Linked DNA regions of Homo sapiens: all the other regions are linked to region 3. The links are chromatin loops, found by intact Hi-C in ENCODE. Cell type or tissue: ovary. All regions are shown on one strand. Links, peaks and the distances in the headings refer to the core of each region. The heading gives the core; the rest is flanking DNA. Region 1 has its middle 6.0 kb from the start of BIRC7. Region 2 holds the start of LOC124904950. Region 3 overlaps LINC01056 (long intergenic non-protein coding RNA 1056).

Region 1 (9,229 bases), core at 1,230-9,229, 170 kb after region 3:
GCAGGCAGGGGAATCGTCAGCTGTGTGTTCCTCTCATGCTCGGAAACCTGCACTTGTATGAAATAAGGTGAACGTCTCCTGTAGAGATGCTTCACCTGTTATCTGTAACTACCTGCTTAGGAACAAAAAGAAAGGCAGCTTCTCACATGACTTAGCTTTTAGTTTAATTTTTTTCTTGTGGCAGAGTGAATTGGGGTCCTGAGTTTGTTTTTGTTTTTGTTTTTGTTTTTGTTTTGAAACAGAGTTTCGCTCTTGTTGCCCAGGCTGGAGTGCAATGGCGTGATCTCAGCTCACCACAACCTCCGCCTCCAGGGTTCAAGCGATTCTCCTGCCTCAGCCTCCCAAGTGGCTGGGATTACAGGCATGCGCCACCACGCCTGGCTAATTTTGTATTTTTAGTAGAGATGGGGTTTCTTCATGTTGGCCAGGCTGGTCTCAAACTCCCAACCTCAGGTGATCCGCCCGCCTTGGCCTCCCAAAATGCTGGGATTACAGGCGTGAGCCACTGCACTGGCCTTGTTTTGCGATGGAGTCTTGCTCTTGTTGCCCAGGCTGGAGTGCCGTGGTGCAGTCTCAGCTCACTACAACCTCCGCCTCCTGGGTTCAAGCGATTCTCCCACCTCAGATTCCCGAGTAGCTGGGATTACAGGCGCGCGCCACCCCACCCAGCTAATTTTTTTAGTAGAGACGGGGTTTTGCCATGTTGGCCAGGCTGGTCTCCAACTCCTGGCTTCAAGTGATCCCCACCTGCTTCAGCCTTCCAAAGTGCTGGGATTACAGGTGTGAGTCACCGCGCCCAGCCCCTCCAGACCATCTGAAAACAGGAAACTAGCCAGCCTGCCTGTCTCACTTCGAGCTTCTTAATGCCGTTGCCAGCCTCAGAAGCTGGAAGCCCCTCCTGTGGGCCTCTGATGCACTTGTCCGGAGCCCTGCGGTCCCCTGGAGTCCTTGCTCTGTGGCCACAGGGAGGGTTGCTCCAGTGCTGGCAGGCTCTGGCCCCCCAAGCTGAGGAGGAGGGGACCGGCTCAGCCACTTTTGGTGAGGGCACTTAGGGTTGTTCAGCAGGAGTGGGGCTGGGTGCGGGAGGGTTGCCTGTCACAGGGGTTACCGGCCCACCTTGCCCAGCATACACCTGCTGAGCTTCCTGGGAACCCAGGCCTGAGGCCTGGACAGGAATTGGAGCTTCTCCTCCTCCCTCCCACCTCTTTCCTCCTCTTCCCTCCCACCCCTTTCCTCCTCCTCCCTCCCACCCCTTTCCTCCTCCTCCCTCCCACCCCTTTCCTCCTTCTCCTCAGCTTATGTGGGCTCCAGGTCCAGCCTCATTCCAGCCGGCACGGCCCGGAGGTGAGCAGGACCTGGCCTCATGTGACTGCAACCACAAGCCCAGACTTTCGTTGCAGCCACTGACCCAGAATCCCAGGACTGCCAGGACTGGACGGCCCAGACGCAGTGGTTGTGGGGCCCACAGGTGGAGGCAGGCTGGACCCCGCCCCAAGGTTTTCCCGCCACAAACAGATCTCTAAGCAGGACATGGGCAAGGGTGGGGAAGGGAACCCGAGATCCTGCAGTACCACACCAGGCCCCCAAGGCCCCTCTGTCCCAGGCCCTCGTCAGGCAGATCTGGGTGTGGGGCATGGCCATGCCACAGCAGGCCAGGATGGTGAAGCAGCCCGGCGAATTTCACCCCAAAATACGTGTGACAAAAAGAGCCAAACTCTGTACAATATTTAAAGGGTTTATTCTGAGCCTAATACCGGTGGCCATGGCCTGAGGTACAGTCTTATTATGTCTTGAGCACATGTGTCCCGGTGGTTGGGTGACAGCTTGGTTTTATACCTTTTAGGGAGACATCGGCATCAGTTAGTACATGTGAGGTGTACATTGCTCAGGTTCAGGAAGGCAGAACGACTCAAAGCAGGGGGTGGGGCCTTACGGGTCCTGGGTGGGGGCTTATGGGCCCTAGGTGGGGCTTTACGTGTCCTGAGTGGGGGCTTACGTGTCCTGGGTGGAGCCTTACAGGTCCTAGGTGGGGGCTTACGGGTCCTAGTTGGGGGCTTACAGGTCCTAGGTGGGGGCTTACGGGTCCTGGGTGGATTGTGGATTCAAAGATCTTCTGATTGGCAGTTGGTTGAAAGAGTTAAGTTATTATCTAAAGACCAATAGGAAGGAGCATCTGGGTTAAGATAAGGGGTTGTGGAGACTGAGGTTCTTACTATGAAGATGAAGTCCCATAGGTGTCTGTCCTTAAAGACAGTAGATGGCAAATGTTTCCTATGCAGACCTTTAGAAGGTGCTGGACCCTCAGGTAACCTCTTCAGGATTGGGAGGGCCTGGAAGGGGAAAGAGCTAGTTATGTTAATAGAGATTCCTTACAGACACAAATTTTCCCCCACACAAGATGGCTTTGCAGGGCCTTTTCTTTCTTTCTTTTCTTTCTTTTTTTTTTTTTTTTTTTTCTTTGAGATGGAGTTTTGCTCTTGTTGCCCAGGCTGGAGTGCAATGACGTGATCTGGGCTCACTGCCACCTGTGCCTCCTGGGTTCAAGCGATTCTCCTGCCTCAGCCTCCGAAGTGGCTGGGATTACAGCCATGCACCACCACACCTGGCTAATTTTGTATCTTTGGTAAGGACAGGGTTTCTCCACGTTGGTCAGGCTGGTCTCGAACTCCTGACCTCAGGTGGTCTGCCTCCCTTGGCCTCTCAAAGTGCTGGGATTATAGGTGTGAGCCACCGTGCCCGGTCTTGATTTTTTTTTTTTTTTTTTTTGACGGAGTCTCACTCTGTCGCCCAGGCTGGAGTGCAGTGGTGCGATCTCCGCCCACTGAAACCTCAGCCTCCCAGGTTCTAGCAATTCTCCTGCCTCAGCCTCCCGAGTAGCTGGGACTACAGGCACACGCTGCCACGCCCGGCTACGTTTCTGTATTTTAGTAGAGACAGGGTTTCACCGTGTTGCCCAGGCTGGTCTTGAACTCCCGAGCTCAGGCAATCCACCCGCCTCAGCCTCCCAGAGTACTAGGATTACAGGCGTGAGCCACCACGCCCGGCCAATAGGGCCTTTCCAAACTATGGCAAAGAAATGTATTTGGGGATAAAATATTTTTCTTTCCTTGTTTGTCATGTGATATTATGCCAGAGTCAGGCTGGCATTCGGGATCTTACAGTCTGTTTAGTCAGTTTGGTGTTTTTTTTTTTTTTTTTTTTTTGGAGATAGGATCTCCCTCTGTCATCCTGGCTGGAGTTCAGTGGCCCAGCTCAGTGCAGCTTGGACCTTTCTGGCTCAAGCGATCCTCCTGCCTCTACCTCCTGAGTAGCTGGGAGGACAGGTGCACACCACCACACCTGGCTAATTTGTTCTTTTGTTTGTTTTGAGAGATGAGGTCTCATTATGTTCCCCAGGCTGGTCTTGAACTCCTGAGCTCAGGAGAGCCTCTGGCCTCAGCCTCCGAAAGTGCTGGGATAACAGGCGTGAGCCACTGCGCCTGGCCTGTTTTGTCAGGCTTAAGAGCTCGATTTTAATGTTAACGCTGGTCAGTCGTTCCTGAACTCCAAAAGGAGGAGGGTCTCACGAGGCCTGTCTGGCCCCCACCTTCCTGTCATGGGCTGAACTTGTTTTTCAGATTTCCTTGAGTACCGTTGGCCAAGAGGGGGCTCCATTCAGTCAACTAGGGGCTTGGAATTTTTTTTTGGCTCACATATGGTGCCCGGGCGTACTCACTGCTCTAAGTCAGAGGCCACTGAAGGGCGGCAGATGCTGGAAGAGGCTCTGCTGTGATTTTCCCTTTTCTGCCTTAGGGCCGGCCCCACCATGGGGAAGCGCAGTCACCTTCCACCGCTTCCCTGAAACCCCTTTTCTGCCTTAGGCCGGGCCCCACCATGGAGAAGCGCAGTCACCTTCCACCCCTTCCCTGAAACCTCAGAAAAGAGGGCAGCAGCAATGCAGCCTTACCTGGACGGACCTGTGCCCCAGATAATGTCTCCTCTGGAGGTCATTCGAATTCCAAAGGGAATCACTTACAAGTTAGTTCCTGTCTCTGGAGTCCCTCCCTTCTCCCCGAAGATCACTCATGCCCCATCAAAAGAACCGTCCACACTCCCCGTCTCCCCTCCCTGATGAAGAAGGGTACAGGAGCACTGGCCTCCCGGCAGGTTCTCAGGCCATCGCCCTCCTGCGGCCCCACCCCACGCGTGGGGATCATGTCTCCCCCGGCAGCGGCTGCCGCTGCCTCCCTGGACAGGCTTCCTGGCCCTCCATCTCCGCTCTCAGCCAACTCATTGTGCCCCTCTCTGAGCCTCGGTTTCCTCACCTCTGAAATAAGCTCTGTGCCCATCTCGAAGGGTAACTGAGGAGATCAGTGAGGGAATGTGGGTGATGGCCTTAGCATAGGGCTTGGCACACTGTCCTGGTTGGGACCCTCCCAGTGAATCCCAAAGCAAGCTGACATCTAGCTGTCAGAGAGGAGACCATTCCTTATATTGTCTTATACTTAATTTCTTGTTTGCTGAAAAAGTAGAAGTTAGAATTGGCAGAAGTGAAAAATCACAGACAACTGGGGACCACATTTCAGACCTGGTGTTAAAATTCAACCTCTGACCTCAGGGCTTGTGCTATCTATGGATTCAGACATTGTGTAAAAAAGCATCATGAAACTCCCTGTTCTGTTCTGTTTCGTTCTGATCATTGGTGCATGCAGCCCCCAGTCACATACCCCTTGCTTGCTCAATAGATCACGACCCCCGCCCCCACAGCCCCTTTAGAGTTGTGAGCCCTTAAAAGGGACAGGAATCACTTATTCGGAGAGCTCGGTTTCTAGGACGTGAGTCTGCCGACGATCCCAGCTGAATAAAGCTCTTTCCTTCCACAATCCAGTGTCTGAGGAATTTTGTCTATGACTCCTCCTGCTACAGCTGGAGGGAAACTCTCTTCCTTCCTAGCCCCAGTTGTCTCTTTGTAACTATGATAGTTTGCTGCCGATGGACACGGCAAGTCTGTATGCTGAGATGCTGGGTTGCAGCAAAGAAGGGGTTAATCATAGGGTCACTAAAGAAGTTGCTGGGAGGGAACCTCAAATCCATCTCCCAGAGGAATCTGGGGCTGGGGTTTGTTGTTGTTGTTGTTTGGTGTCTGTTTGGTGTTTGTTTGTTTGTTTTTTGAGACAGTCCCACGCTGGAATTCAAGGGCACAATCATAGTGAAATGGCAAAGATTTCCTTGTCCCCTTGCAGGGCCTGCGATGGGGACTGGCTCGCTTCTTTGGGGCCCCGCTGCTCAAACCCCTAGGGGAGCATATAGATGGGCAGGGAGCCCCACGGCAGCTTCTAGGGGTGAATGTTTACAGCTGAACCTCCAGTGGGCATGTGCTACAGGGCACTCTCTTAGTTTAGCCGTCCGTAGGTGGCTTGTGTTAACCAGCTCAGTTAGGCCTCTGCCTTACCGCAAGGACAGAGGGCTTTCTGTATCCCAGGGTTCTTGCTGTGCCGGAAGAATCAGATCACACATGGGCTTGGAGAATGAGTGCAAAGTTTGATTGAGTGGAAGTAGCTCTCGGCAGATGGGGGAGCCAGAAGGGAGATGGCTTTCCCCTGGAATCAGGCCGCTCAGCAGCCGGGGCTCTCCTCCAACCATCCCAACCAAACTCTGCATCGTTCCACTAGCTGATCGCCTGCCGGAGTCTCAGTGTGCTCTTCTGCCGGCGTGCTCCCCCTGATGGCCTCTCGACGTCCAGCCGCTTGTGTGTTCTGCCAATGGGCTCCTCTCCGTGTCCAGGGCTTAGGTGCCTGCCCGCTAGGTCTCAGGGTTTCTATAGGCACCAGATGGGGGCGTGGCAGGGCAGGGTGGTCTTGGGAAATGCAACATTTGGACATGAAGGCAGGGTGTGTCTATCCTCACCTAGGTCCGTGGGCACAGGCCTGTGCGTGGAGCCCTAGCCAGGGACCATGCCCTCCTCTAGCCAGCACTTCCCTGCCCACCACTCCTGCAGCCTTCAACTCCTGGGCTCGCATAATCCTGCTGCCTCAGCCTCCTGAGTAGCTGGGACCACAGTTGTGCACCACCATGCCCAGCTATGTTTTTAAAATTTTTTTGTGGAGATGGAGCCTCGCTATGTTGTCCAGGCTGGTCTTGCACTCCTGGGTTCAAGCAGTCCTCCTGCCTTGAGGCTGGGGTTTTCCAGAGTTTTGGAGTGGGCCAAATGTGCAGATGGTTGATTAGTAGAAGGTTGCAGGGTGAAGCCACAGGACAGAGTGAAGAAGCTGTTCTCATGTGGATCCCATCCCTCCATGAGGGTCTTCAAACTGGTTGCTGGAATTTGGGGTCTGAAAAACATCTTAAGGAATCAACAAAAGCCTCATGACTGTAATATCAGGGATCGCATCTGTGGGAACACAGTGGTCACGACCGAGGGCAACGTGGTGATGTTTAGCAGCGAGAAAGCGGGCCACCGTGCAGTCTGATTAATGCTTAATTATAATAATATTTCTGTCCAGAACCCGACATGCAATTCTTGTCAGCCCTGTGGAGACAGTTTTGTTACAGGAAAGGGGTCCGGATCCAGACCCCAAGAGAGGGTTCTTGGATCTCCTGCAAGAAAGAATTCAGGGTGAGTCTGTAAAGTGAAAGCAAGTTTCTTAGGAAAGTAAAGGAATCAAGAATGGCTACTCCATAGTCAGAGTAGCCCTGAGGGCTGCTGGTTGCCCACTTTTTTGGTTATCTCTTGATGATACGCTAAACAAGGGGTGGATTATTCATGCCTCCCCTTTTTAGACCATCTAGGGTAACTTCCTGATGTTGCTATGGCATTTGTAAACTGTCCTGGCGCTGGTGGAGAGTGAGGACGTCCAGAGGTCACTCTCGTGACCATCCTGGTTTTGGTGGGTTTTTGTCGGCTTCTTTGCCACGACCTGTTTTATCAGCAAGGTCTTTGTGACCTGTATTTTGTGCTGACCTCCTGTCTCATCCTGCGACTTAAAATGCCTTCACCGTCTGGGAATGCAGCCCGGTGGGTCTCAGCCTCATTTTACCATTTTACCCAGCTCCCGTTCAACACGGAGCTGCTCTGGTTCACATGCCTCTGACGGTTTCACCTTCTGCTCAGAGCATTTGGACCTCCACAGGCTCTGACTCAGCCCTCTTATCCCAGGCTGATCCCATCCCCGTCTAAAAATCCCACTAACTTCCTTCTGAGAAAGTTGAGAGTCTTGTTTATACTAAAGTGTTAATGACTCACAAAGCATTCCCAGAGGAAAAGTTAACAGGAGGAGACTGTGAGGCTCTGGCGGTGAAAGGTCAGGCATGAGCCCTGGGGGAGATGTTTTCTTCTCTGGAGGCCCCTCCTGAGACCCCCCATCTCTGCACAGGAAGACGAACCCTGTGCCCAGCGGGTCCACCTATCTGCCCACGTGGCCCCAACCCCAGGCTTCATGGAGTAGAGCAGGGCTCATTCGTGTGGCACCCACACGCAGTTTCAGGGCGTGGACTTTCCCGGATGGCTGGGTGGCTTTGGGGGAGGTGTGAGCTGTTGGTGGAGAATGCTGAGCCCGGCCCTGACGACGGTCCTCTTTTCCTGCCTTAATAGGCTAGTCCCCATCACTGTGGGGGGCAATTTGGGGATATTCTCCTCCAACTCCTGCTGGTTCTGAATCTTGCAGGGAGCTGCAAATCCCAGTCACTGTGGGGTCTTGGGGCTTCTAGGAGTCCCTGCTGGGCCCAGGGCTTTTTTCTCACTGACCTGGAGGCCTCTCCCCACGGCTCCCCATCTGACATCTTCTCAGCTGGGAGACTTAATTGTAAAGACTCACAGGGATCCAGGGGGCATCACAGGGGGCCCTCCTAGGTACTGACAGATGTTTATTCATTTTGAAAAATGGGCAAATAGCAAATAAAGATGTTTAGGGTATGTTTGGAAGAAAACAGCAAAATAGTAACAGCAGTGCTTACCGCTCAGCGGGGAGAAGGCATATGGGTTTTCCCAGCTTTTATTTGGAAATCATTGTAGATGCAGAATTGCAAAGAAGCCTAGAGGTGTCCATGCACCCTGCCCCACCCCACGGTATCATCCTGCAAAGCTGCAGGGCAACTGCCAAATCCAGACACACACGCCCCGGTGCCCACAGGGATGGCTCAGACATCGAACTTCGCTTTCTTTATACTCCCAGTATTCCCGACACTTCTGGAATAGGCACATGACCATTATTTTTAGCTCCTTATTTCTTTTTATTTAATTAAATAAGCAACATATGGATAGTCCTTGTTTTGAGAATTTTGGGCCGGCCGCACACGGCAAAGCAGCTGAGCGCCCCTCAGCAGCTCCCTGCACAGTTACGCACTGGGATGGCACTGCGATGCGTGTGGAGAAACACCTGCTGGGTTTGGAGGTGCACAGGACCTCGGGGCGATCCCACCGGAGGAGCGGGGCTCGGCTTATGGCCCAGCTAACCCCAACTCCCCAGTGGGCCCCAGGGCCTTTCCTTCCACTTCCAGGAGTGACACCAACCTTGTCTCCTCTCCGAGCCCCAAGCAGTGGGAAGAGAGGGTCCCATAACAGGCCATGGCAGCGGCCTCTGCTGCCTGCCCACCTCAGAGGGTCCCCAGCTTGAGAGTTCAGAGCAAACCTGGGTGCTGCATGTGTCTCTCCCCTGGAAGAAGCAGGCTGGAGACAGTGGCCCCTCTTCCCACCTCCCCGGTGCACTGCGGGCAGACTGGGAACCAGGCAGCAAATCCACCCAGCTTGAGGCCCACGTCCTCCTGAAAGGGCCCCAGGCCCACACCCGGGGTTTTGCTGAAGTGACCAAAGGTAACCGCTGTGCTGAGGGGGCGGTGGAGGACAGGGAGGGGGCGAAGGCGAGGTGGGCGCTGGAGGACGTGGGGGTGAAGGCGAGGTGGTCGCTGGAGGACAGGGAGGGGGCGAAGGTGTGGTGGACGCTGGAGGACAGAGAGGGGGCAAAGGCGAGGTGGGCGCTGGAGGACAGAGAGGGGGTGAAGGCGAGGTGGGCACTGGAGGACAGAGAGGGGGCGAAGGCGAGGTGGGCACTGGAGGACAGAGAGGGGGCGAAGGCGAGGTACCCTGAGATCATCCCAGAAAACACACTGGGAAGTTCTACCTTGTGTCTAGCCTAACTCCTTTGCTGGCCCTCAGGCCCTTTCCCGACAGCCCTCCCCTCCTATGCCCCTGAGCTTCCTGCTGCCTCTCCCTCTGCGCCCTGCAGCCCTGGCTTCTGGGCTCTATCCTCAGCAG
Region 2 (10,068 bases), core at 758-8,757, 190 kb after region 3:
GGCGGCTGCAGGAGGAGAGGACGTGCAAGGTGTGCCTGGACCGCGCCGTGTCCATCGTCTTTGTGCCGTGCGGCCACCTGGTCTGTGCTGAGTGTGCCCCCGGCCTGCAGCTGTGCCCCATCTGCAGAGCCCCCGTCCGCAGCCGCGTGCGCACCTTCCTGTCCTAGGCCAGGTGAGCGCCCCAGCACCACGCGCAGCCAGCCCTCCTGCGGAGGGGGCCCTGAGCCGGCTGTGCCCGGCCCTCCTGAACCCATGCAGGCCCTTCCCGGGTGGCAGCGTCAGCTTGTTTTTACCCGGCTCCCAGGTCCCGCTGATAGCGCCCATCAATCTTACTACCTCCCTTGACGCTTAGGTTGGGGCCTGGTCCTTCGGGCACCGTGCCCTGGCGGCCACCATAGCTCTGCCTGCCTGCATTAACTGACGCCTGCTGGCTCCTCTCAGCCTTGATTTTCCTCAGTGGTCAAGGAAAGCCGGCTTTGGAGGCGTTTGGGGAAACAGGGTGGGCCAGGTTGGGCTTACACAAGCGAGACACTGGCCTGGCTTCAACCCGGGGCCAAGGCATGGTGGGAACACCTGCACGGGAAGGGGGTGTGTGAACCTGTTCTTAGAGAAGTGGGTGGGATACCCCATACTGGCCGAGGGACAGGTGCTGTGACCGCCTCGGGGCTCCCCAGAGCCTCTGTAGTTACCCCCGGGATGTGTCTGAAGATCTGGCAGGGGACAAAGTGGTCGGGCAGGGAACTCTGGGATCTGAGGCCCCTGGCTAGGTGGGCCCCGTCGGTTGCCATTGACTCACCCACCCCTCCTCTCCCTCTAGGTGCCATGGCCGGCCAGGTGGGCTGCAGAGTGGGCTCCCTGCCCCTCTCTGCCTGTTCTGGACTGTGTTCTGGGCCTGCTGAGGATGGCAGAGCTGGTGTCCATCCAGCACTGACCAGCCCTGATTCCCCGACCACCGCCCAGGGTGGAGAAGGAGGCCCTTGCTTGGCGTGGGGGATGGCTTAACTGTACCTGTTTGGATGCTTCTGAATAGAAATAAAGTGGGTTTTCCCTGGAGGTACCCAGCAGCCTGTTCCAGACCACGAGCTGCCTCCCCACCCACCCAACCCGACACAGGTCACCACCTCTCCAGGCTGGCAGGGCAGCACCTGCCCAGGTCCAGCTGGCTCCAGGCTGCTCCCCAAACTTCCCCCACTCCCGCAGACACCCCCCTTCCAGGCCCCTCACCTCCTTCCCCTCGCGCTTATCCTCCAGTATTTTAAGGACTGTTGGAACGGGCAGGCCGCAGGCCCCACCTGAGATTGTACCCCTGACTGTCCCCCAAGCTCGGCATCTTCCACAGAGTGGGTGAGGGCCATGTTCCTGTTTATTTACCAACTTGATGATACCTGGGGGAGCCTTTGGGACTGTTTGCCCAAGAGCCCCCTTTACAAGAGTACTGCCTGCTCGTCACCACCATGTGCCCTGCCCTATGCCTTGGGGCCTGGCTCTGCTGTTCCTGGTCAAGCCCAGCCCCCACCCTAGGGCTCCATCAGCCTCAGCTCCTGGGTGGGGTGGGGGTTCTTCTGGCACGAGTTTGGGGTTAGGAACCCTCCATGTTCAACAGGGGCCCTCACCGCTTGAGGGGTCTCGGGCCTCACATTGACTTCCTGGGGAGGCTGCATCCCAGCAGCAGTGCTTGCAGCCCGAGGGTCCAGCAGCCCCAGGTGGGCACCTGAGGGAGGGGCTCCTCGACGAGACGACAGCCTGGGGGCAGAGCTGTGACCCCCATGTTGCCAGAGGAGGTGGGCATGTGGGGTTTTGCCTTTTCTTTTGTATGTTTTCTTTTCTTTTTTTTTTTTAAGAGAAAGGAAATTACAAACTCTCTTGACGCTGCAGCCAGCCGTGGCACTGCCCTGCCGCCCTGGCTGGTGTCCAGTACTTAGAACCCAGGGCAGGTGCTGCCGGCCGCCTGGGGGGTGCTGGGTGGGGGCGCGTCCCAAGGCCTGGGAGCTCCTGTCATTGTCACTGGTCGGTCGCTGAGGCTGGAGGCCACAGGAGCAGGATCAGCTGTTTCCTCACTTACGCAGGCCTGTGGGGACAAGGTCAGAGAGCACCTGGGGGAACAGGGCTGGGGCAGCCACTGGGGGCTGCCACCCCCTCCCCTTGGAGAACCTGAAATGGAACAAAGTCCAAGCAGTGGACGGCTTCAGGCCTTTGGCAGAAAGGAGATGGGTGGGACTGAGGCTCTGGAAAGCCCCCACTGCCTCTCTCTGTGCCGGCAGGTCAGCGTCTTGTGCCTGTTTGCTGACATCTCAGTGGGGTCTGGCCTGTGGGGCTGGGAGTGGAGAGGGGGCTCACCCAGGGGTGTGCCTGGGTCCCTGGCTCAGGGTCTGCGTGTGACCCCACCCCTTCCCAGGTCTTTATTCCCCTGTTCTCTGACATGGGAGCTGGGCTCCTGCTACCTTGAACGGCCCCTGCCGGGACAGCCCTCATTTTTAGGAGAGAAGAGCCAGGGGCTACCCAGGGGCGTGCCATCAGGTGTGTCTGGGGGCCTGGGCAGCCCAGGGGCGGTGCAGCCACCTATTCTGAGCCCCAAACTAGGATTGTGTACGGGGCGGGCTGTGTGGCAAAAGCTGTTTCAGAGGAGGCCAGGTGGGAGCCCTGGCACCCCATGCCAAAGTCTGGGGTTTGCAGAGCTGTGGACACTGCCTTTCAAGAAACAAGTCTGGTTCTGCCAGATAGGAAGCCAGGGCCCCAGCTCCTGCCACAGAGAGACCCCTACAGCACCCCCATGCCGCCTGCTGGGAAGTGGCTCTTCAGGACACCCTTGCGGCCCCCGACTCAGAGCCGACTCCTGGACCCAACCCCCTCCCACAGTCTCCATCTCTGCTGGGCTCTGAGCTTCTGGGCTGGGACTGGGTCCTAGGTCTCTGCAGCCCCAGTACCACCCCAGAGCCTGGCATGAAGCAGATGTTAGAAAAGTGAGAGTGGATGGATGGACGGATGGATGGCAGAACGGACAGGCAGGTGCCTGGTGAGGCCCCCAAGGAAGGCAGCCTCTCGCTGTGAGGGCCAGATTGGCCAGGCTGGCCGCAGAGCAGGTTCTGCCAGCCATACTTACAAGTACACCTGCTTGGACAAGAGACTGGATGGCTTTTCATTGACATGGTAGAGAGGAAATGGATCAAATCCACCAATGAAATCAACTGAAAGAAATCAAGACCCAAATAAAACAAAACCTACACAATGGAAAAGATGTCAGAGTGGAAAACAAGCCCAACCAGACAAAGAAGCCCAAGGGGTCCCTGGGGGCACAGACAGTGCCCAAAGCCCTGACATGACAGCAGAGGGAACATGGCCTGGGGGGACGGGGGGGGTGGGACACCCGGGTCCTCGGCCTGTGCGGGGACGGCATCGGGGGACAGTGGGGGTGGGACAGCCCGGATCTTCAGCCTGTGCGGGGACATGGCCTGGGGGGACGGCAGGGGTAGGACAGCCCGGGTCCTCGGCCTATGTGGGGATGGCCTCGGGGGACAGTGGGGTCAGGACAGCCCGGGTCCTCCAGCCTGTGCAGGGGCTGCACCGTGTTCCGCCCACTCTCCCGCCGCCCTCCGTCATGTTCAGACCGATGGCTTCCTTGACACTGTGTCTGCACAGCCAGCAGGCAGCAGGGGCTTGCGGGGCAAAGTCGAGGCATTTTGAACCCCAGGTTCAAATGGGGTTCCCATCTTAAAATGTTTGAATGGAACCAGTCGTTTGCCTCCTCCCAGGAAGCTGGCTGAGCTCTGAGTGATGGTTTAGGATCAGCAGCAGAGTGGCTGAGGGATGCTGGGCGCTGGGGACCGAGGCTCTGAGGGCATTCCTCGCCTCTGGAATCAGGCCTGGTCTGAGGGTAGGGTGCCCTTTGACACGTGGACTGCTGACCCCATGGCCCCTGGAGTCCTGGGGACAGATGGTTCTGAACTGGATTCTGACCCCAGGGAGAGTTCTGTCCATAGGAACCAGGACCCCTGGGCACACCCAGACCCTGCTTGGCGTCTGCCCTTCCCCACCCGGCTCTATCCTTCTCCACAGGGTCTTCCTGTGAGACCACACCAGGACGAGGGGACCCAGCGAGGGCGCCTGAGTGTGGACCACTCGTGTTGCAAATCACAGGAAAGCTGACGGGCTGGCGAGCAAAGGGAAGATGAAACCCTGCCCAGATGGGTCCAGGCTGCCACCGAGGGCCTGATGTGAGCGTCCTGGCCATGGGCCCGGTTCCGATCTGCCTGGAGGCTGCAGCGGCCTGGACCTGGGCAGTCTGAGCTCAGACCTTCCTCCCGTGGCCACTGCGGGGATCATGAGGGCAGGCCCAGCCCAAAGCACAGGAGTCCTTGGACCGGGGGGCAGCTGACCCCTGGAGCCCCCAGGCTAGGACCTCTGCTAATCTCTTCCCTGGTGTGTGGCGAGTCCTCGCTCAGGCCTACGGCCGTGAGCAAGGCCCTGCTGGGCGTGAGGTCCCTTCCAAGTGGGGAGGTCTCTCGCCTTGCCCCAGACGGGACAGACTCAGAGCTGCCACCTCTGTAGCCGTCTCCCGCCCCACTGCCTGCAGAGGCCCCATACTCACAGCTGTCCTCTTCCTCCGTAAACACGCTGACCACCTGGCAGCCACAGACAAAGCCCAGAAGCTGAAAGACACCACAGGCAGGGGCGTGAGTGCGGCCAGGCGAGCCTGTGGGGTGTCATTGAGGCGATGTGGGCCGAAGCACTGGAGCGCCCCTGACCACCAAGGCCCTGCCTCTCCTGGACCTCAGGTTCCTCCTCTGTGACTTGGAGTGGGAGAGCTGACCCGTGGGTATCCTCAGCTCTCAAGCTCCGGACGCACCCCTGCCTTCCACCCCACCCCACTCAACTGGGTAGGGGGCAGGTGGGTGAGGATAATGGATATTGGGTGGGGAAGATGAGCAGGTCAGCCTGAGTGGCTGCAGGGAGCGGGGTGAGGACACAGAAGCCCAGGCTGGATGAACCCCAGGCCAGCACAGTCCCAGCCCTGCGTCCCCTCGGGCCTCTTGCCTTTGGCCCCAGCCCACTCCAGCCAGCAGCCACCAGGGGTTCCTCCTCCTCTGTGGAGCAAGCCATCTGGGATTCTGGTTTTGAGCCCGGCAAAGTGCAGGAGAGACAGGCTGAGGACTCGGGGTCCAGCGGGCAACTCCGGGCAGAGTTGGGGGCTGGCTGCTGCCTTTGGGGCAGGGGTCAGGCAGGGAGAGGGGAGGGACTGGGAGTCCAGGGCAGAGGGCAGGCCGCTGCAAAGCCCCACACACCTCGCAGACACCTGCATCCAGGGCCACTGAGGGAAAAAGGGCTCTGGCAAAGGGGGGGCAGTGCTGCCGCAGCCAGAAACACCAACAGCATGAGCGAGAGGGCCTGGCCAGGGGCACTCCAGGCCACAGACACCGAGGGAGGCGGCAGTGGGTCTGTGACTGGAGGGACCCCGGAACGAGGCAGGAAACCTTCCTGGTTGCACCTCAGGCCAACCACTCAGCAGCCGGGTGACCCCAAAAATTCACTTCATCTTCTGGTCTTGGTTTCTTCCTCCATAGACTTGGCCCAACAGCCCCCCGTGAAGGCCACCGTGCCCAGGAGAGGAGACAGGACACGCAGGCCAGGCCCCAGGGCTGGACATGCTTGGGCTCCGTCCCCCCGACCCCCGACCCCATCTGGTACAGGCAAGTTGGTGGTTGCTTTCCTGGAAATCCAGCTCCTTTCTAGGGGTCAGTCAGGGGCCAGGAGACCTCTCTTACCACCAAGCAGGCAGACCTATCTCCTTGATATTGAGACAAGCTCAAGAAGCTGTCCCAAATGGCCATTTCTGGTTCCATGCCACGGCCAGGGTGGGAGCAGCGGTGAGGGTGGGCAACCTCCACGGCTCGTCCCCCTCCTCACCCCAAAGGAGCCCAAGACGCCCCCATCCCGGAGCTGGCCGTGGCGCCGAACAGGCAGCCGAGCTTGGGGAGCCATTGGAAGATGCCCCTTCCAGCCGGTGCCCTCCTGCCTGGGGACCTGCAGGCCACCTCTGTCCCACACCCCCATGCTCCCCGCCCTGCACACCACCGCCTCCTGCCCATCCTCCTGGCTCCAGCCCCAGGTCCACCCCAAAGCTCTCCCCTCTCCCTGCTGCATGGAGGCCTGGGATCTGCAGGCCCCGCACCCCAACCCCCAGAGCCTGGCCTTGTCAGACGACTCTCTTGCCACCACCATTTCCATCCCCAGCACAGCTGGGCAGAGGCCAACCAAGCCGCCAGCCTCTCCCAGACCCTCCAAAGCAAACAGCAGGGGCGAGATCCTAGCGAGGACTAGCTGGCTGGAATTTAGAAACTACATCCTATCAAAGAAATTCCCATCCCTGGGAGTCAGGATAAAAGCCAACAGGAGGCCCCATCTCCCCAACCATGCAGAGTGCCCACTCCTCCAGCCTCGGCTCCCATAGCACGCCAGCCCCCTCCGAGAGACTCTTCATTCATTCCCCTCAAGCTTCCTTTTTTTTTTTTTGAGACAGAGTCTCGCTCTGTCACCCAGGCTGGAGTGCAGTGGCGTGATCTCTGCTCACTGCAAGCTCTGCCTCCCGGGTTCATGCCATTCTCCTGCTTCAGCCTCCCGAGGAGCTGGGACTACAGGCGCCCGCCACCACGCCCGGCTAATTGTTTTGTATTTTTAGTAGAGACAGGGTTTCACCGTGTTAGCCAGGATGGTCTCAGTCTCCTGACCTCGTGATCCGCCTGCCTCGGCCTCCCAAAGTGCTGGGATTACAGGTGTGAGCCACCGCACCCAGCCTAGCTTCTTTTCTGTTGCCTCCTCACAAAGCCTAATCTCAGGAGCTTTGATGTGCACACTTGGGAAATTGGCTCTTTCTCCTCCAGTGGCAGGCACCTGGGTTCCACACATTTTGGGGGCAATTGGGGCCCCCTCTGTGCCTTGCTGACTGGCTTTGGTGGGAGAAACAGGCCCCGACTGGAGCTGGCAGGGTGCGTCTGTGGCCCCTTGCTATGGGGCAGCACCTTCCTGGCCTGATTTCCTGCAGGACCAGAGCAGAGCCCAGGAAGGAGCCCCGGGAGCTCACGAGGCCACCCGCACCGTCACGTGTGCTCAGGCCACGGGCTCCTTAGATTTGGAATTCAGCTCCCACCGCCAGCCGCCGGCCATGGAGCCTCGCTCCTGGAAGCCCCAGGTCCACCTGGTGTGTTGCGTCGACACCACCGTGCGCACCAGGAAAAGCCAGGGAGCCTCGAGATCGGTCAGAAGTTCCTCCAGCGACGGCACCAGCCGTGCTGCAGTCACATTGGCCCTGCCCCCGGAGCTCTTGAGGTGAAACGCTGACCGAGCACCCTCCACACACCCGCCTCAGCTTTTGCCTCTTTCTGAGCACTTCGAGGAAGGCACTGACACCATCTGCATTTTACAGAGGCGGGAGCTGAGGCACACGGAGGTTGTTAGGCTCACAGAGGCGGCACAGCGGGGAAGTGGCCGTGTGGCCATACCAGGAGCAGCATCGTAGCCCCTGTTCTCTACCAACCCGTGCAGGGCCGGAGAGGACGGCAGAGTCCCGTTCCCGCACAAGCAACAGCTGCTCCTCAGCGCCACCCGGGGCCACAGAATCCCTGTCCGGTCAGACCTGGGTCACGTGGCGCCAGCCTTGCCAGATGCATACGCCAGGGTTCCCGACAAGGCTGAGGGGCTTCTTGCCAGCCCAGCCTCAGGCTCTGTCCACTTCCTGTGACCGGCATGGGCTCGGGGCAGCCGAGGGAACAGGCGGGACACGCATGGATGGGTTTGTCAGGAAGATGCATGCCCCTCCTCCTTGGGGCCGTCAAAGCCAGAGGCGGGGTGTCTCGGCCTGATCCGATTCCTTCCCACTCCCCACAGCAAACACCACGCTCAACTTGAGAAAGCGCCTGGGTTGGCCCCGCCTGGGGGAGGTGGTTTGCAGAGGAGGCACTGAGGTGCCAGCCACATGGGACCCACCCGTGATACCTTAACCTCTCCAGCAAGGGTGGGGGATGAGGAAGGCAGAGACACGCCTGAGGCCAGGTCAGCTGGCCCCGCCTCAGGGAGATGAGCCCCCAGCTCCATGTCCCCTCCCCCATCAACCCATCCCCACCCGGGGGCCCCCTTCCCCACGCTCACCGCGATCAGGATCTGCAGGCAACTGTGTAGGGCCTCCACATAGCTGGGCTCCAGGGCACAGCCAGCACCTGACACCAGGGCCTGGCCATGGGGGGCCCCGAGGCCCACTGCTGGCACCTCCTCATGCAGACAGCCTGGCCAGCGCTCACGCCACCAGGAGCGATGCCGGGAGAGGCTGAAGGTCAGTAGCTCGCTGTCCTAGGGGAGAGGTGCAGGAGCAGGGCCGGTTAGCACCAGGAGGTGGGCGGCCTCACCCACTGCAGCCTGCGGGGACGCCACCACACCGAGGCAAGGGGAGGTCCTGTCCTCTCACCTCCCCTGTCCTCCCACTGCACCCCGCCCCCAGGGCTCCAGCCATGGTGGGGAAAGGAATACCAAGGCCCTCCCAGCCGCTCCTGCGCCTGCCCTCGACCCACACACCTCCTCCTCCAGGAAGGCCTCCCTGCCCAGACCCCAGAACTCGCTCTCAGGGGCACCGGGCCCCTTCCTCGTGTCGCTGGCCAAAGCTGCCATGTGACGTGTGTCTGCCTCGGGACAGTCTTCCCGGCTGCAGCCCCAGGTGTGGTTCCAGGAAGCGGGGGCCCGTCTGCCTGGCTGGGCACCTGCCCCAGTGCCCACCTGTGCTACACTGGCCAGAGCAGAGAGCCCCTGGGGGAGACCAAAATCCATCCACCCTGGCTTTAGGACCACCCTCTGAGCTGTAAGCAAAGTGCCTGAAACAGCCTCGGTCAGGGTGGGCTCAGCAATGGCCCCCACCCTGTTTCCCCTGAACAGCCTCGGTCAGGGTCGGCTCAGCGATGGCCTTTTCCCACCCCCTCCCCCCACGTTTCCCCTGGTTCCCTGCATTGCAGGAGGCACGAGGCTTTACCAGCCTGGAGGGTTGGTCGGGCTGGGACAAAGGACCCCACGTGGCCCCAGGAGGGTGGTGTCCATTCACCTGCAGATCTCTGCCAGGGTTTGCCCCTGCTCTGAGGCCCCTCTTCCCCAGCTGGAGCCCCCTCGCCTGCCAATACCCACAGACGCCTTTCTTTCACCAATCAAATCACTGGTCTTTCCCCAAACCTTTACTGAGTTACCAACTACAGACCAGGGCTGTTCTGGGTGCTGGGGACAGAGCCATGCACAGACTGAGCCCCTGCCTCAGACGACAGATGAAAAGCAAACACAGGGGGTGTTACCAGGGGCCCGGCCCAGACCCCAGGGAAGGACCTCGCGCTGCCTCCCAGTCTGCACTCACCTTTAAGAGGCCACCGACTTCCAGGTAGAAGCAGATGATGAAGACGTTCCAGGTGACCCAGACGGCTGCCCACAGCGTGTACTAGGGAGAGGAGAGGATGGGGCGGCAGCTGAACACAGCTCCCGGGCACACCTGCTTGCATCCAGCCCCCGGGGGAAGGGGTCCCATGATCGCATAGGAGGGGCGGCCTCTGCTCCTGAGTCTGGCGGCCCCCAGATGCACAGCATGGAGAAAGGGGTCCCCCAAGCCCACCCTGGGACACGTCTCAGAGCTTTCCCACGTGGGTGCCCCGGGAATGAGGCGGTGGGACAGCCAGCTCAAGGGAGCCCCAGCGCAGGTCGGCGTACGGACACAGCATCCCTGGCTGAGCTGCCGTGACCTGTCCTCGCCTCACCGGGCTGACATTACACGTGGACAGCACAGGCCTCCACTGCAGAGCACCCCAGAAGCCACCCCCAAGAGAGCACCCCAAAGAGCTGCCAGCTGCTTTTGTAAATAAAGTTTTGCGGACACAGCCACACCCATTTGTGCACACACAGCCCAGCTGCTTTTGCGTTGGGACTGCACGGGCCACAGCACCTAAGGTATTTACCATCTGCCCTTTACAGGAAAAGTCAGCTGCAAACTACTGGTCTGGACCGATGATTTGGTTCTGCACTGAATGAAAATGCTGACTGAGCAGAGAGACATTT
Region 3 (10,728 bases), core at 1,062-9,061:
GAGCAAACGGGCAGGCCGAGGACAGTCAAGACCAAGGGGTGCCAGGCAGGGTGTGGGCTTCTTGGGCCCACAATGACGGGCCCTCCATCGGGATCCTGTGGGGCAGGCCAGGGGCAGGGGCAGGTGGCCTCATAAGCCCTTGAGGAAGGTGCAGGGGGAGTTGCTCCCACTCCATGGCTGGGGGACAAGGGGAATTGCATTTCCAAGGGGGCTGAGCCAAGCATCCTCAAAGGCGGCAGTTTTGGAGCGAGTTGGCACCATAAGCACAGAAGACAGCAAACGTTAGACCCTCTCCCAACTGTGGCGGCCTGGAGGGAGCTCATGCCACCTCTTCTCGAAGGGAGCGCCCTATGACCTCCTCAGGTGAAAAGACAGAGGGCAGTGCTGGCAAGGGCACCCCAGACCGCCCCCACCACAGGTCGGGGAGATGCTGCAGGTGCCTACAGGACACTCAGCTTGCAGTCATGGGAGGTCACCGCCACCCCCCTGCGGGGCCTCCTGAGAACTGAGGCCAACAGAGCGCCCTGCATGCCCAGAAATGCAACATGCTCTCCCTTCCTTCCCCTGCAGGACCCCTCTTCAGTCACTCACTCCCTTCCTTCCCCTGCAGGACCCCTCTTCAGTCACTCATTTTGGGGCAATTGAAGGCTTTATTTGGAAAAGACATACCAAATTTCCTCAGCTGAGCAGATTTTTAAGTAGCAAATTATTATCAACCCGAACTGGGAGGCCAAGTCGTCTGTAGACCCTGTGAGGAGCTGGGAGGTCACTTCCCTTTCCTCTGGGTGGAAGGGGACGCCTGAGAGCCAGGGGCAGAGGAAGAGGCAGAAAGGAGGGAGGGGACAGGGAGAGAAACTGCAGGTGGACAGACAGGCAGGGCCTGGAGTCCTGGAGCTCAGAGGGGACAGGAGCCCACCCACAGGGACAGCCCAACTCTGTCTTGTCTTTTTGCAAAATGCTCAAGCTCAAAGCCCGGCTGAGGCTGCTTTAAATTAGATGCTGCCTCAGCGGGTCCCTCTGGAGTTGTTGGAAATCTAATTAGCCAGGCAGCCTGGCACAAATGTCCTAATTCCCTGACGCTGGGGGACGCGAGTGTCTCTTTGCTGCTGGGGTTCCCGGCCTCAGCCTGGCCTTTGCACTCTGCTTGTTTTCCAGGATGATGCCTATCAGAAACCCTAATTGTTTTTTCAGAAACGGCTAATTAATTAGGCTCAGCCTCTTGAAAGGCACTTAAAATACTAACGACTTGCTAAAAAAGGGCAGGACTTGAAAGCAAAGCCAAGGTCCAAAGTGCCCACCAGCGTGAGGGGTCTGCTGCCTCCCTGCGGGGAAGCCCTGGCAGAGCCCCTTGCTTTGCTGCTCACAGAGTCCAGGACATGAGAGCCGAGCCCATGCACCAGTGACTCACGCCCCGGCACAGATGAGCCCAGAGCCCGGAACAGAGGCCGTAGCAAGACCCCGGGAGCCCAGCCTCCCCTACCCCTCCAGCCCCGCTCTGGGCCCCAGGAGGCTGACCTCCATGGATGTCCCAGCAATCTGTCTCTGGCCTCTGGGTGGGTGTGGCCAATGGAGTCATCCGGGACACGGAGGTGGGAAGGGACTGGGCCCTCCTTATCAGGTCTGAGGGTCAGGGGCCCTACATCTGCTTGTCCCTGTTCTCAGCGCCAGGCTCACCTCATCCCCTGCCCCTTGTCAGAGCTCCTTCTTTGACCCTCCCCAGGGGTCCAGCTCACTTGTTTGTTAGTGACCTCATCACAGACAAGTTCTCAGCCCTCCCATGGGGCGGTCGGTCCTTCAGGCACTGGAAATACAGCGGTGGACACAGTGGTGGACCTCCCGGTATGTCCTCTGTTCGACTGAACAGTCGGGTTGCGGGGCCTCCAGGAGCTCTGTGAGCCCGTGCTCAGGTGCACACAACAGAAGTACTCCGCTGACGCCCACCCCTTTCACTCAGCTCTCGGTTCAGTCATCGCCAAGCAACTGAGAGCCTTTGTGAAGAGGCTTCCTGCCCTCTTCATCTTCCACAGACACGCTCTTCTTCCTTAAGCCCAGGCATACACAGACACAGTGAATGCACACACAAAGACACACACCAGTGTGCACACTGCTCTGGAATCCACAGGTTCTATAAATATCTAGAAATGATATCTGAAAGTGCATTGTTATATGCGCTGGTCTGTGATGGTTACGGTGATGGTGATTCCTCCTTCCGGAGGATGGCGCGGCTGCAGCCAGAGGGAGATTAGGTGGCGGAGGCTTCGATGACCATTTACATTTTACGAGTACTTATTTTGAGTGTGTATTTGGAAAAATTAAATTTGTATATCAAGCCCATGATTTCACAGATATTTTTGCTTAGGTCAAAGGCTAAAACAGGTATTTAAATCAATTCGTTTATTTAACTTAAAGAAAAATATGACGGGTTAAGGTTGGGCTTCCCCAGAAGTAGATCCCGAAGCAGGAATGGGAGGTGTCCCAGCGTGGCGGCGAGTTACTTCAAACTGGGTGGCTTTAAGTAACGAGGATTCATTCCATCTCCGTTCTGGAGCTGGACATCTGAAAGCAAGCTCTGGGCAGGGCTGGCTCCTGTGGAGGCTCTGGGAGGGGGTGTGGTTTCTTCCTGGTCCCTTCCAGCTTCTGGTGGCTCCAGGCCTTCCTTGGTGTCCCCGGCTTGCAGCCGCATCACTCCAATCTCTGCCTCTGTTTTCCGTGGCGTTTTTCTCCAAATCTACCTGTCTCAGCTTCTCCATCTCTTATGAGGGCACCCTTCATGGGATTTGAGGCCCACTCTAATCCATGATCCTTACCCTAATTACATCTGCAAAGACCTTATTCCAAATAAGGCCACATTCTGTGGTTATGGGTGGACATATTTGGGGGCCCTGTTCATCCTACTTAAGGAGGGAAAGTTGTTTATTTTGGAGGTGACTCTGAGAGCACAGCAGCAGGTGAGTGGGAGGTGAGATGCCCAGTGACCAGGGCGGCCATCAGGCAGGCCACGGCCAGGCTTCTGGGCTCAGCCTCACCAGGTCCTCAGCTGCCCAGGGCTTTCTCACCCAGGACCTGCCTGGAGACTGCTCCGGGGCCATCAAGTCCCCGGCATGTCAGCCCACCCTGGCCAGAAACAGCCTGGTCAAGGGGCACAGGGCTGTGGAGTTGGGGTGCCCAGGAAGGGGAGAACCAGCGGGGTCCATGGGCCAGGAGAGTCCAGCCTTGAAGATGGGGGTGTGAACCACACAGTCACGGTCTCAAAGGCACAGAGCTTTGAAAGCAAGGTAGTAGCTCCTCAAGCCCTCTGGGCACGCCCCACCAGGGTTTGTGTGTGGAGTTAATAGGGGGCAGTTCCAGGAGCACACCAGAGGGGCCGGGGCAGCCGGAGGGGCCAGGGCAGTGGAGGGCTGGGCAGCTGGGGCCCAACCCCAGTGGGGACTGAGAGGCCTCGTGACTGCTGCCTCAGATCCACCTCTGAAGGGCGGGAAGCCTGGGCTCTCCCTGTCCCCCACAAACCAGGGCTGGGGTGTAGCTGGGGGGTGTGGAGTGAGGCTGGTGAGAGGTGCCCGACGGGAGAAGGGCCCCGGTCCAGCAGCTTTCCCTGATCAACCAAGGGGGATCTATTTTGTTTGTAAAAAGCTGATTATCATAGATAAATGTGTCTAATTAGTCTCATTTGCTGACACACAAGCCTTTAATTGCAAGTTGAATAATTAGACATATCTGCATATGTAAATGATACAGTTATACCCTATGTCAGTCTTTAACGTGATTCCTCCAGAGACAAATAATTCTATTTCAGGAGAGAATATGATATATTAATTTACATAGACAAACAACTTTATTTAGAACCAGCAACTCTCGTGTTTGTTTACATAAAGTAATAACTCGAGAAATGGGAAAGATCGATGTTGCAGCAACATCTGGAGGCTCCTAACCTGCAGGGGAGTCCCTGGCAGCCTCCCACGGGAGCTGGGTCTTCCTCCGCCCTCCTGGGGCCCCAGTCCTCCCACGTGGACAGCAGCTCTGGGCCTGGGGGTGGGCTGGGGCCCAGGCCATGGGGTCTCCCTCCCCTCTTCCCCCTCCACCCTCCCTCATGCCATGCTTCCTCCTCTGCCCCTTGTCCTCGCTGGGTGGCAGGATGGGTGAGATGCCCGGTGGCCCTGCAGGCCTGCAGCTGGCCCAGTGCATGTGGGTGTCCCCTCTCCATGGCTGTGCCCTGCATGCTGGCAGAGCTGCCAGGGGCAGCTTGGAGCAGGAGCAGCTGGAGCTTGGGTCCTGATTCAGGCAGTGCTACAGCCGGCTCCCTGCCAGGCCCTGGGTCAGCTGCCCACCTCCCCAGTGGGTGTCATGCTCAGCAGCCTCAGGACAGGGCTGGGGGGCTGGCTGGTGCCGCCTGCCTCTGTCAGGCCCCCGGCCTCCACTCTGGCTGAGTACATCGTCTCCTCTCTGAGCTGGGCAGGGCAGCCACTGGCGACCCCTGGCATCCTCCGGGTCTGACTGGCGGGGACAGGGCTGCGAAAGCATTTGGAGGCCTGACCTGGAAGGAGGAATGAGGGGCCAGCTGAGGGCGTCCCAGGCAGAGCCAGGCTTGCGATGCCCAGGGTGCCCGGGGCACAGAGTGGCCCGGCCGCTCCCACACCCCTTCCCCCTTCCCTGGGCCCGTGGTCACATGGGTTTCGCTGGGAGGCAGAGCGTGAGGAATTTGGCTCTGGTGGAATGAGGACGGCTGCACTCCCTGCTTTGCAGAGGGCCCGCACAGCAGCCCGTCACTGTGGCAACCGGCTCCGTGATGCTGGCAGGAGCTGACATCGTCCCAATTCGCCCCTGTGGTCCCTTTTGGTCCCCCTCCCCTCGACCGCCAGGAGCCGCTGTGGATCGAGTTGGCCAGCAGAGGGCAGCAGAGGGCTGGCGGGGCTGGCGGGGCTGGCGGGGCTGGCGGGGCTGGCAGTGGACGCCACACTTTGGGGTCTCCAGGCCCCCAAGTCTTCTGGGGAAAGCAGCAGACAGGCGACAGCCACAGGGATGGGGAGGCGCCATCACTACTGCAACCACTGGGGGTAGCCCTTGGCCCGTCTGGGGGCATTTCATCTTTGGCAGAGCTGAGGGGTCCAGCACGTGGGCCTCTAAGGAGGGGTCTCCCGCCCACCGCCCCCAGTGCTACTGTGACCGCGGCGGCTCGGCCCCGCCTGCACTCCCAGGTTCTCACTCATGCAGTCACTCACTCATTCGCTCGCTCATTCACTCGCTCATTCACTCATTCATTCACTCGCTCATTCACTCATTCACTCATTCACACACACTCATTTGTTCACTCATTCCTTCACTCAATCATTTACACACTCATTTGTTCACTCATTCATTCACATACTTATTTGTTCACTTATTCATTCCTTCATTCACTCATTCATTCACACATACTCATTTGTTCACTCATTTCCTTATTCACTCATTCACACATGCACTCATTTGTTCACTCCTTTTTTCATTCATTCATTCACACACACTCATTTGTTCACTCATTCATTCACTTATTCACATACACTCACGCATTTGTTCAGTCACTCATTCCTTCATTCACTCACTCATTCACACACACTCATTTGTTCACTCACCCATTCACACACACTCATTTGTACACTCACACACAATCATTTGTTTACTCACTCATTCACATTCACTCATTCATGCACACACTTACTGATTCATGCACACACTTATTTGTTCACTCACTCTTGTTCACTCATTCATTTCTTTCACTCATTCACTCACACACATTCACTCATTCATGGACACACTGATTCATACACACAGTTGTTCACTCACTCATTGCTTCATTCACTCGTTCACTCACATTCATTCACACATTCATTTGATCAGTCATTCATTCATGCAATCATTTGTTCACTCATTCCTTCACTCATTCATTCACACACTCATTTGTTCACTCCTTTCTTCACTCATTCATTCACACACTCATTTGTTCACTCATTCCTTCACTCAATCATTCACACACTCATTTGTTCACTCACTCATTCCTTCATTCACTCATTCACACACTCATTTGTTCACTCGCTAATTCAATCATTCATTCACACACACTCATTTGTTTACTCACTCATTTGTTCACCCACTCATTCCTTTAGTCACTCATTCATTCACACACTCACTTGTTTGCTCACTCATTCCTTCACACACATGCACTCACTTGTTCACTCACTCATCCACACACATTCATTAATTTATTTACACACACTCACTCACTCATTTGTTTACTCAGTCACTCCTTTGTACACAGGGAAAGAGTAAGGTACCTTTCCCTCCTGTTCAGCTGCTGCCAGAAGCAGTGTCCAGTTCTCCTGGTCTAAGCAGGACTCAAGGTCCTGCAGCAGCTCAGCAGCCCCTGGAGCTGCAGCGTCTCCTTTGTTCTCTCTGAAGGGGGCATGCCTTGGCCCCAACATTCTTGTCCTTCATTTTTTGAAGTTTCTTCCCCCTCTCTCCTGGCTAATCTCATATCTTAACTACCAATATAAGACAAAATATTTCTGTGACTTTCTTTCCAATTCAATAAATCCATCTGGTGAGAAGAGAAAAAAATGCAAGAAGAGAAGAGGCAATGCCGCACCCCAAACCCTGTCAGTCACTCACACTGAGGACATTTTCACGAGGCGTTAATGGGTGATGTTTGAATTCTGGTTGCCAGCACAGATCAGGGCAAAGCTCTTGTAAAACTCTATTAAAGTCTGTGGATCCAGCTGAGACACAGGGCTGGGAAACAAAGTTAACTGTTCTCCCTCCTGAGCGGCTTGTGGTTCAGGAAACACCCCCAAGCCCCTGCCTTGGGGGATCTGTGGGTGAGAGGGAAGCATATTTGGATACAGCTTCAAGAGAGAGGTCCGACTGCTCTGTGTGTACACGTGTGTGTGGATTGCCCTGTGTGCACCAGCTCTGTGAGTGCCTGCATGGGAGTGTGTACACACCTGTGCTCTGTGTGCATCCTCAAACACACCACACCAACAGGGGTCTGGCATTGCCTCCCTACGGTGCTCATGGTGAAGTCCTCGGACTCCAAGCCCCTCTTCTGCGCCAGCAGTGACCAGGCTGTGGTCAGCATGGCCTGTTGGTGGCCTTTGACTTCCTCTGTTGGCAGATGGCTTGAGGCCCCCCAGTTCAGGGCCACAGGTGACTTCCCCCTTTCCCAGGTGGTGGGGCCCTGTAGGCTTGACCAGCCCCAGGCTCCAGAGCGCACAGAGGTGGCTGTCCACAGAGCGCGGGAGGCATGGGAGGGTGTGCTGCTGCCTGCTGGTCATCCAGCTCCTCGCCCATTAAGGAGCCCGCTTTCCCCTTTGGGAGGCCACAGGGGCTGGCGAAGGCCCTTCAGCTGTGGCTCAGGTGGGCTGGGCACCACTGCAGGAGAAGCCTCCTCCAGATGGGAGGAGGTAGGAGGTGCCTCCTCCAGATGGGAGGAGGTAGGAGGTGCCTCCTCCAGGATCAACCCCAGCTCCTTAGCACCAGCGAACAGACACAGTAGACACACGCAGGAACAAGCACATGTCCCAGGCTGCACCGTCTGTGTCTTTCCCTTTTTGGGGTCCTTGCATTTCACCCTTACCTGGTTCTGGATTCAGCTTTTAAGGGCACACTGATTGGCAGCCAGGCCACTGTGAGCGCTGGCTCCAAATGTCCTTTTGTTTTGTTTTGTTTTGTTTTGTTTTTTGAGATGGAATCTCTGTCTGTCATCCAGCCTGGAGTGCAGTGGTATGATCTTCGCTCACCTCAACCTCCGTCTCCCGGTTTGAGTAATTCTCGTGCCTTAGCCTCCCCAGTAGCTGGGATTACAGGTGTGCACCACCATGCCCAGCTAGTTTTTTTGTATTTCTAGTAGAGACGGGTTTTCACCATGTTGGCCAGGCTGCTCTGGAACTCTTGGCCTCAAGTGATCTGCCCACCTCAATCTCCCACAGTGCTGGGATTATAGGTGTGAGCCACTGCGCCCGGCTTCCAAATGTCCTTGACAACGGCCACAGCATAGCCTGCAGCCAAGGGGCGAGGGCTGATCGCGAGGGCCTGTGGTCATTCCTCCACCTTCGGTGCCCTGCCTGGGCACCCCCGTGCAGCTACCACGTGGGGAAGGCACTTGGCCTCTTCCCTCATCTGCAGACTCAGCCAACTTCTGGGGCTCCCTCGGCAGTTGGGGCTAACTCAGTGGGTCAGGTGGACCCCGGCTGTGCGTGCAGCCCCCGAGAGGGTCAGCAGGGGCGCGGAGGCCCCCTTGGCTCTGCTTTGTTCTGCCTGCGGCTCCGGTTGGTTTGTGATATCTTTGATTCCATCTCTTGCCCCCATGTGACCCCATCGTCTGCCTGGCCGGGGGCTCCCTTGTTGGAGTGTGGGGCGAGCCCCCACCCGTGTGGGAAGAGGAGAAGGCCAGGCTCTAAGCCCCACTCAGCTCCTCGTCCTCGGAGGGGTCCTGGCCCTAAGAGGGCTTGTTGGGGTCACGCAAGCTCACAATGGCTGTGGTCCTCAGCAGGTGGGACAATCGGGCTGTTTTCCGATGGTGTTTGGCAGAAAGTGGGAGTCAAAGCTTAGAAAAGCCCTGACAGAAATGGTTCCCTGAGGCTGGCGGGAGAGTGGCACTCGGGATATTAAAACAGCGAAGTCGGTCCTGGCCAATTATCAGCCAGCTGGCCTTGCTCCGGCGCCCAGAGCTCACAGGGTGAGTCACCATCTGCGGCTGAGCATCCCTGTTCAGTGAGGGAGACAGATCCTGTCCTGGTCCCTCCTCCCAGCTGTTTGTGGCCTCCCTCCTCAGGCTGCCTGGGAAGCTGTTTCAGAACCTTCCAGTCCCCTCCTGGCTGGCCCTGGGGCTCTGTGGAAGTCCTGCTTCCCCCAGCAGTGCCTGGCCCTTTGTCCCCGACCCAGGAAAAGGTGAAGTGGGGGTACTTCCTGTGCATGACACGCCCCCTTCCCTTCTCCCAGCCTCCTGCCTCGGGGCTCTGGCAAGAAAGAGGGCCTGAGCTGCAGGAGAAGGGCTTCCTTGAGCAGGAAGAAGCCCTGGCCCAGGGCAGGGTGCCCGGAAGGCGGAAGGATCCCAGCCCAAGCCACAGCCCCACCAGATGGGTGGGGGCCTTCATCACAAGAAAGATCAGAGAGTTGCCCTCTGAAGCCTTCGCAGTGGCCCTGACACAGGCTGCCAGGGATCCGTCACTCAAGGGAAGGCCCTGGGGGTGGGGGGCTCTGGCAGGGGTGACCACAGTGGTTAGGGGCCTGGGTGAGAAAAGGGACCCCTGATGTCCCATCAGGGCCGGGAGGGGAACTGGAGGACCTCCTGGCACTCCCTGGCCCCTCCTCTGGTGCCTAGCACCTTCCAGTGCTTTTCCCAAGAGGAAGGGAGAGCCTGGTTTCATTACTAAGCCCTCCATGTCCTGTCCGTGTCCGTGTCCTGTTTGTGTCTGCGTCCTGTCTGTGTCCATGTCCTGTCTGTGTCCGTGTCCTGTCCGTGTCCTGTCTGTGTCCTGTCCGTGTCCTGTCCATGTCCACGTCCTGTCTGTGTCCTCTCCGTGTCCGTGTCCTGTCCGTGTCTGTGTCCATGTCCTATTCATGTCCGTGTCCTGTCCGTGTCCTGCCTGTGTCCGTGTCTGTGTCCTGTCCGTGTCCTGTCTGTGTCCGTGTCCTGTCCATATCTGTGTCCGTGTCCTGTCCATATCTGTGTCCGTGTCCGAGTCCGTGTCTGTGTCTGTGTCCATGTCCATGTCCTGTGTCCGCGTCTGTGTCTGTGTCCATGTCCATGTCCTGTCTGTGTCCATGTCTATGTCCTGTCCGTGTCCTGTCAGTGTCCTGTCTATGTCTTGTCCATAACCTGTCTGTGTCCGTGTCCTGTCCATGTCTGTGTCCTGTCTGTGTCCTGTCTGTGTCCGTGTCCTGTCCATGTCCATGTCCTGTCCGTGTCTATGTCTTGTCTGTGTCCATGTCCTGTCCATGTCTGTGTCCGAGTCCTGTCCATGTCCATGTCCATGTCCTGTCCGTGTCTGTGTCCATGTCCGTGTCCTGTCCGTGTCTGTGTCTGTGTCTTGTCCATGTCCGTGTCCTGTCCATGTCCTGTCTGTGTCCGTGTCCTGTCCATGTCCGTGTCCTGTCCGTGTCCGTGTCCATGTCCATGTCCTGTCCATGTCCGTGTCCTGTCCGTGTCTGTGTCCATGTCCGTGTCCTGTCCATGTCCGTGTCCTGTTTGTGTCCTGTCTGTGTCCGTGTCCTGTTTGTGTCCTGTCTGTGTTCGTGTCCTGTCCATGTCCATGTCCTGTCCGTGTCTGTGTCCATGTCCTTGTCCTGTCCATGTCTGTGTCCTGTCCATGTCTGTGTCCTGTCTGTGTTCGTGTCCTGTCCATGTCCGTGTCCTGTGTTCGTGTCCTGTCCATGTCCGTGTCCTGTCTGTGTTCGTGTCCTGTCCATGTCCGTGTCCTGTCTGTGTCCATGTCCTGTCTATGTCCGTGTCCTGTCCGTGTTCTTCTTCACCCTGATGTGGGGGAGCTCTTTCGGCCTTTCCTTTACTGCAGCCCGAAAAGGAAAAAAGAGGGAAAAGCAGGCACATTTCTTGACCAGAAAAAATAAACAAAAACAAAAGCCCCTTGTGCTCCATGGGGGAGAGCGTGAAGCCCCCGAGCGCCACTGCCCCCGGTCCCAGGAGGCTCAAAGTCCTCTCTGCTCAGAGAGCCGGGGGTGCTTGGCCCCACCCTGTCCCCC

What was found. Hi-C counts contacts between places; a loop is a spot of excess contacts. Peaks named below come from ENCODE experiments on the same cell type or tissue, not always from the same donor. Only the 100,000 strongest peaks of a DNase experiment are listed, where the experiment ranks them.
Region 1: it touches region 3 in a loop (4-fold over the local background); 26 of 110 quality-filtered maps call a loop at or near these places.
Region 2: a loop joins it to region 3, with 2.4 times the contacts of the local background. A loop is called at or near these places in 24 of 110 quality-filtered maps.

The regions. Positions count from the first base shown.
Region 1 is chr20:63,225,332-63,234,560 of GRCh38, forward strand. No RefSeq gene overlaps it. Among named protein-coding and RNA genes, the nearest start is that of BIRC7, 6.0 kb to the right of the region's middle. RefSeq lists enhancers at 1,057-2,011, 5,569-6,338, 6,412-7,611 and a silencer at 8,375-8,570. In ovary, for the core only: no CTCF peak of the experiment used is centred there; a DNase peak (open chromatin) is centred at 5,720.
Region 2 is chr20:63,239,439-63,249,506 of GRCh38, forward strand. It overlaps BIRC7 (baculoviral IAP repeat containing 7), which reads left to right. Exons shown (of 7, transcript NM_139317.3): 6 at 1-172; 7 at 818-1,057. The coding sequence ends at 167. NKAIN4 (sodium/potassium transporting ATPase interacting 4) reads right to left here. Exons shown (of 7, transcript NM_152864.4): 3 at 9,377-9,457; 4 at 8,140-8,337; 5 at 4,586-4,646; 6 at 3,101-3,185; 7 at 1,346-2,068. The coding sequence ends at 2,059. It overlaps LOC124904950, which reads left to right and starts at 3,223. Exons shown (of 2, transcript XM_047440633.1): 1 at 3,223-7,320; 2 at 7,418-9,896. The coding sequence starts at 5,369. The coding sequence ends at 6,445. RefSeq lists enhancers at 1-306, 8,385-9,217, 9,218-10,049. In ovary, for the core only: no CTCF peak of the experiment used is centred there; no DNase peak of the experiment used is centred there.
Region 3 is chr20:63,051,714-63,062,441 of GRCh38, forward strand. LINC01056 (long intergenic non-protein coding RNA 1056) reads left to right here. Exons shown (of 6, transcript NR_033369.1): 4 at 1-38; 5 at 1,192-1,553; 6 at 1,799-2,150. Among named protein-coding and RNA genes, the nearest start is that of LINC01056, 19 kb to the left of the region's middle. RefSeq lists a silencer at 4,729-4,929 and enhancers at 7,889-8,731, 8,732-9,573. In ovary, for the core only: a CTCF peak has its summit at 4,875 (motif pointing right); DNase peaks (open chromatin) are centred at 1,388 and 4,538.